Regions from separate parts of the Homo sapiens genome. Here region 1 is linked to region 2. A link is a loop called in an ENCODE intact Hi-C map of the cell type or tissue named here. Cell type or tissue: sigmoid colon. All regions are shown on one strand. Each heading gives the region's core, and the rest is flanking DNA. Links, peaks and the distances in the headings are about the cores only.

Region 1 (2,924 bases), core at 296-2,795, 80 kb after region 2:
ATTAGTCCTGGTGAGGGAGGTCAGGAAAAGGAAGGCTGGCTTTGATAAAATCTTCACATGTTATGTCCTGGATGGGAGTGAGAAAACATTTATTTCTAATTACTTATTAATTTACCATTCTCTTATAAGTGACATTATCACCTTAAACTTTCTGTGGTGGCAGGGTGAAACTTTTTTTTCCAAATATTTTTAGAGCAACTTGCTGACAATCCAGTTGCTAACTACTTATTAATTTAGTAAGTAAGGAATCTCCTGAATTATAAGAACATTAATTTTAGTAAAACTGATCGACAAAAGAAGATGTGAAGTCTACTCTATTCCTCTGCTAGAAATCTAGATTAAAGGAAAAATATCTTCTTTCTTTTGTACCTACCTATTTGTAGCTTAAGTTCTATCTGCGTTTAAATTTGATATTTAATTAAAGCTTAGTTTTGGCTCTCTTAATAGAAAGACAGATAAATTGTTGGCATGAAAGAAATGAAAATTCATGGTTATAAATCTCTGAGATGAGTTTTAACACAAAAATACTACCAGTTAGTATACAGAAAGATAATAAAATTCAGGTCAACAAGTAACACAGACTCTGGATTAATTCAGACGTTTGTTTGAATCTTTGATTCAATACTCCAAATATTGGAAAACTTATTTAATAATTTATCTTTAAAGATAGGTTCTTTCTATCTTTAAATAAAGAAATATTTATCGAACATTCTTTGCTAGGTTCGGAAACTATAGCAGATGGCAAGACAGAAAGCAATTGTTTTCATGGAGTTTAAAATTTAGGGAAAAAGATACCTAGAAAGTAAATTATAAGTCAGCTGAGAGTCCCCTTAAAAGATTTTGATTTAGCAAAGTTCCCTTATAAAGTAGTTGAGATAATTTTGTGATATAAGGCATATAAAGTCCCTGGAACTATGCTTGGCACATCATACTTTCAACAATGTGGAATTTCCCAGCCTCTTGGCATTGAAGCAGACAGAAAGTGGACATCCCAGATGTTCCAGATCTGAAAGATTGATAAGTGAAAAAAAACCATATCTGTCTATTCCCCTTTATAATTCTAATGCTTAGGTTGAGTTAGTGAATGAGTGAATTGATCCCTCTTAAAGCTTAAAAACAAGATAAACGATCTAAGCGTGCAGCTTTGTAGCACTGCCTTCTCTTTAAGGCCCAGAAGAGTGCCTCACTCACCTTTCACAGTCCCATGGTGATCAGCACAATGCCTAAGAAACTCTAGAAAGTGCAGACCAATGGGAAAACCCTGGACTTGTGGGAGAAAGAGTTCTCTCTCTACCACTTCTCGCCTGTAAATCCCATAATCTCTAAGTGCCAGCATTTCCACTTGTCAAGTCGGTTCTGAAATCCTTGCTTCCCTCACAAAATAGTCAAATGAGATAATATAAGTGGAAATGTTCTCAAAACTGTAAGACACAACACAAGTATAAAGGAGTAGTATTATTAAGACACTTTCATGCTTTAACCCTCTGTAGTCTGCTTTCATCTGACCATCTCTTCACTGGGACTCTTTTCTCAGAAGTTGCTTACTGAAGTCATTTGAGACAAAGCAAGAAACAAAGTAGTTTTGTTGCCGGGGAAGATCAGCTAGCTGGCTGCCAAGAGGCCATTTACTTCTGTGAGCTCAATAAATGCAGGCTGTGACCCTCAGTCTGGCAGCTGCAGAAACAGCCTTAGCAGTTTTACAGAGTTGATTATATTCAGGATGATGACTCATACTGATTTGGGTATATGAACCAGGGTATGTGTTAGAAAAAGGAAATAGAACTGTTAAACCATCTTTTTCTGTTGCATATTTCCTGCAGAAAAGCTACATGAAAGCCAATTTATCAGAAGATACCTTGGTGGGCAAAGAATTGGTTCTCTTGTAGTTAACACGGGTGATTGGAATGTTTAATGACATCGGTGTGTCTGCTTCCGTGATAAGGATGTGTCTCCCTGAGAAAAATGGCTGTTTACATCATCTTATCAGGGCACTCTCTTCTCTGGCTTATGTGTCTCTGCTTCTCCTTTGCTGGCCAGCATCTCTTCTTAAGGATGCATTCTTTCTTTAGATAAAGTAATGCCTTCAATCAGGTTCCAGTTCAGTCTTACTGGCCTGGAGGACATTCAGTCCCTTTTATGTATATTTGCCTATTTCTCAGTTACCAAACCCAAAGTGTTCAGTTTACAGTTTAACTCTCATGTGGTCATTTTACTTCCTTATTTCCTGTATTCTTAGGGGGTGCTTCATTATTGCTCCATTTGTCACCAACAATAATGAACTTCTAATTTATCTCCAAATTCTATATCCCCTTCTTGGTCTTCATTCTCCTGCATGTCTGTTCAGCATGACAACATTGATCTTGCCTACAGTAAGCAATGTCTAGAATCCTTTCTATCTTCAATAGTCCCCCTATTTCCTTTTGGAGAATTGCCTTCTCCCATTGTGTTCAACCTTGGTTGAAGGGTAGTTCCTGGCTTGTGAATGCCCATCTCTAACTTGGGAAGGCTAGGAGACCAAATTCTGGCTCTGCCAGGACAGGCATGTAACTAGAAATCAGATTCTTCTGGAACTTTGAGTGGCAGTCATTCTTATGACAGAAGAAGATTAAGTAGCAATAGTGGCAATTTTACCAGCATATAGAATGTGGACTCCTGCTAGAAATATTTTCTGAATGGTCCCAGTTTCATGCACTTTGGGCCTCCAGCTTGGAGTGTGTGTGTGTGTGTAATATAGATACACGGATGATGAAGAGAAGAGAAGAGAAAGAAGAGAAGACAAGAGAAGAAGAAAGAAAGAGAGAGAAAGAAGAAAGAAGAAAGAAAGAAAGAAAGAAGAAAGAAAGAAGAAAGAAAGAAAGAAAGAAAGAAGAAAGAAGAAAGAAAGAAAGAAAGAAAGAAAGAAAGAAAGAAAGAAAGAAAGAAAG
Region 2 (2,924 bases), core at 278-2,777:
CAGGGTAAAGAAAAGGAAGGGATAGGTTATTTTCTAGGGCTGAGACCACTGTTAGTACTCAACCAGAAGGCAAATGAACATGCATCTGACTACATTCCACAACTCTGACACTGCCACTTTAGCTTCTAAGCTTCTCTCTGAGAGCTTACTCTCAGAGTCAATAAAATGCAACTGGTCATGCTTACAGTTTAAGCCTACTAGCTCCTTGCAACATACCTGACATATGTGTTTCCACTGTAAACAACTGTGCATGAAAAGAGAAAGAAAGAAAATGACAGTTGTTGACTTTCCACTGGAAAGGATGGGGTAAACTACAACAAAGACATTGTCATTTAGAAGAAGTAAAAAGAGCTCTTGGACTACTTGTGCTAAAGCGTTTCCACTTGGAAATGGCAGCTGCAGGCCAGATGGTCATTTGTGGGCAGATAGAGCTGGGAAACTAAGCATGGCTTGTGATGAGAAAGAGAAGAAAATACAAAAACAAAACTTGCTTTCCTTTGGAAAATATTGCCTCAGCCTGCTGAGGGAATTTACCTCATCAGTAACCACAGTCAAAGTGATTTTGAATATGAAGATGAGCCTCCTACTTCTTATCCTCAAACAACAGCAACAACAACAAAAAACCTGTGGATTCCCTGTAGTGCTCCTATTTCTGGCACTAAGCCAGGTGATGAGTTGTCTTCAATGACAACATAACTCAAAGACAAGATGATATTAGGATTCAAAGGTTTTCATCTATGAAGATTTGGTTTACATAAAGGAAACATTTTTTAGGAGACTTACACTTTTTTTCAAGGCCGCAATTGTTGGCCTTACCTTCATGATGCAGACTCCCTTATTTTAGAGTTCCTTAAGGCCAAGCACCCTGTCTTAGTCACTTTTGTAGGGCTGACACTTGCTATGTGTTCAACAGATGGTGTGTGTGTGTGTGTGTGTGTGTGTTTGTGTGTGTGTGTATTGACGAGAGAGAGAAACAACAAAACAAATGAAGGAGAAGGGAAAGTGGAGAAGAGGGCAAGAAGGGTATGGGACATAGAAGAAGGAGGGAGCAAAGGAATGAAGAAGGCAGAACAGAGCATGAAAACAGAAGCCAGGTAGAAGCACAAACTTTTCAATAGATGGCAACAGGGGAAAGTTTCAGCCTCCTCAGCAGATGATTAAAGAACAAGTGGACAGCTGCAGCTTTCAGAGGCTATCAAGACAGATGACCATTGTATACACATGAGTCCCAGGAACTGTGGAGTACAGGGCTGTAGAACAAGAAGAAAAGTCCTGAATGGGCCTCAGCCTTATACCTGAATTGACTGAAATTACCTGGAAGTGGCTAGATCAAGTGATCTGTGGCTAGAAGAATGGAGAGTCAGGATAGAAAGTCGGTTATAGGAAAAGTAAAGCCAGTTTTCGCATACTTGAAGTTTTAACATAAGCTACATGCTCCACAAAGTGCTTTCCATTTAATTCATTTGGTCAAGTATTTGTTGAGAGCCCAATATGATATCTGAAAAGCCATATTCCTATCATGTGTAAAATTTTCTTGCTTTGACTTTGAAATTAAATTGACCAGGGGCCCTCTCAATGGTGATTAAGATATCACTTTTCTAAAGATAGGATCTTGAAGAGAAAAATCTCTCAAATACTTTCCAGCTATAGGGATAAATATTTCAGAGTTTCTGTGTCTTAATGGTAACATATCAACACAGCATGTTGCAACTACAAAATGTGAAATTGACATTATTATCCGCTTACTAAATGAAGGAGAAAATGGAGAATAGGAAGTTTAATAAGTGACTTTCTAAAGACAGTTATTCTGTGACCCAAACTCCCATTTTTTCTTTAATGTCAAAAGCCCTGCCTTTCTGCTCCACCGTATCTTTCACTCATGGATAGTTTAAGGAGTTAGTTTTACAGGCTCAGAAACTAGATTTTAACAGTTCACTCAGACAATTGGGTTCTGGAAAATGGATTTGCTAACCCCACTCACAAAAAACTAATTTCCACTGGGAGGTGGAGAAGAAATACTTGGTTCCAGAATGAGGGACACATATCTGCTCAGGAAATGCTAGTTATCTGAAAAAAAACTAACTCCTCAGACTACGTTTAGGTTTCCAGACAAAACAAAAATCAGAGGCAGTGCGGCAGTCTGTGTGAACGTGGCCAGTAAGGTTGGAAAATTCTGGTTTTAATTTGAATGAGACTCTTTAACCATAAGATTATTCAGAACTTTTAATATGCTAATGTTACTTCTATAGGAGTAAAGCATTTGTAACTAATATGGTTTGGCTGTGTCCTCACCCAAATCTCATTTTGAACTGTAGTTACTATAATCCCCACATGTTGTAGGAGGGATGCAGTGGGAGGTAGTTGAATCATGGGGGCAATTGTCTCCATGATAGTGAGCTTTCACAAGATCTGATGGGTTTATAAGTGCGAAATTGACATTATCATCCCCGTCTTAGCTCTGAACTTCTCCTTGCTGCTGCAATGTGAAGAAGGACATGTTTACTTCCCCTTCTGCCATGATTGTAAGTTTCTTGAGGTTTCCCCAGCCATGCTGAACTGTGAGTCAATTAAACCTCTTTCCTTTATAAATTATGCAATCTCAGGTATGTCCTTATAGCAGCGTGAGAATGGACTAATACATACATTTCCAAATGCACTCGGCCATAAAAACACCATTTCCACAAACATCTACAAATTCTCATTTTTAGGAAAGAAAAACTTAGAAAAGGAGGTGTTGACTATTTTTAAAGCAGTTATTCCATTAAGCTATAGGATCCTGATAAGTTGCTGTTCTCAAAGCCAAAGGTACAGTGCCTAGAAACTACTGTGCCACTTTCTTGAAGAAAGTGGTGATGTATTGGTATATTTTTATACCTTGATTCTATTTTATATACCATACCAGCTGTTCTTTTAATTTAATGGCC

What was found. A loop is a pair of places that touch in the nucleus more often than their neighbours do. Peaks named below come from ENCODE experiments on the same cell type or tissue, not always from the same donor. Only the 100,000 strongest peaks of a DNase experiment are listed, where the experiment ranks them.
Region 1: it touches region 2 in a loop (1.9-fold over the local background); 1 of 110 quality-filtered maps calls a loop at or near these places.

What each region holds. Positions count from the first base shown.
Region 1 is chr11:27,010,760-27,013,683 of GRCh38, forward strand. No RefSeq gene overlaps it. Among named protein-coding and RNA genes, the nearest start is that of FIBIN, 18 kb to the left of the region's middle. In sigmoid colon, for the core only: no CTCF peak of the experiment used is centred there; no DNase peak of the experiment used is centred there; H3K27ac peaks cover 190 bases.
Region 2 is chr11:26,930,906-26,933,829 of GRCh38, forward strand. No RefSeq gene overlaps it. Among named protein-coding and RNA genes, the nearest start is that of FIBIN, 62 kb to the right of the region's middle. In sigmoid colon, for the core only: no CTCF peak of the experiment used is centred there; no DNase peak of the experiment used is centred there; H3K27ac peaks cover 443 bases.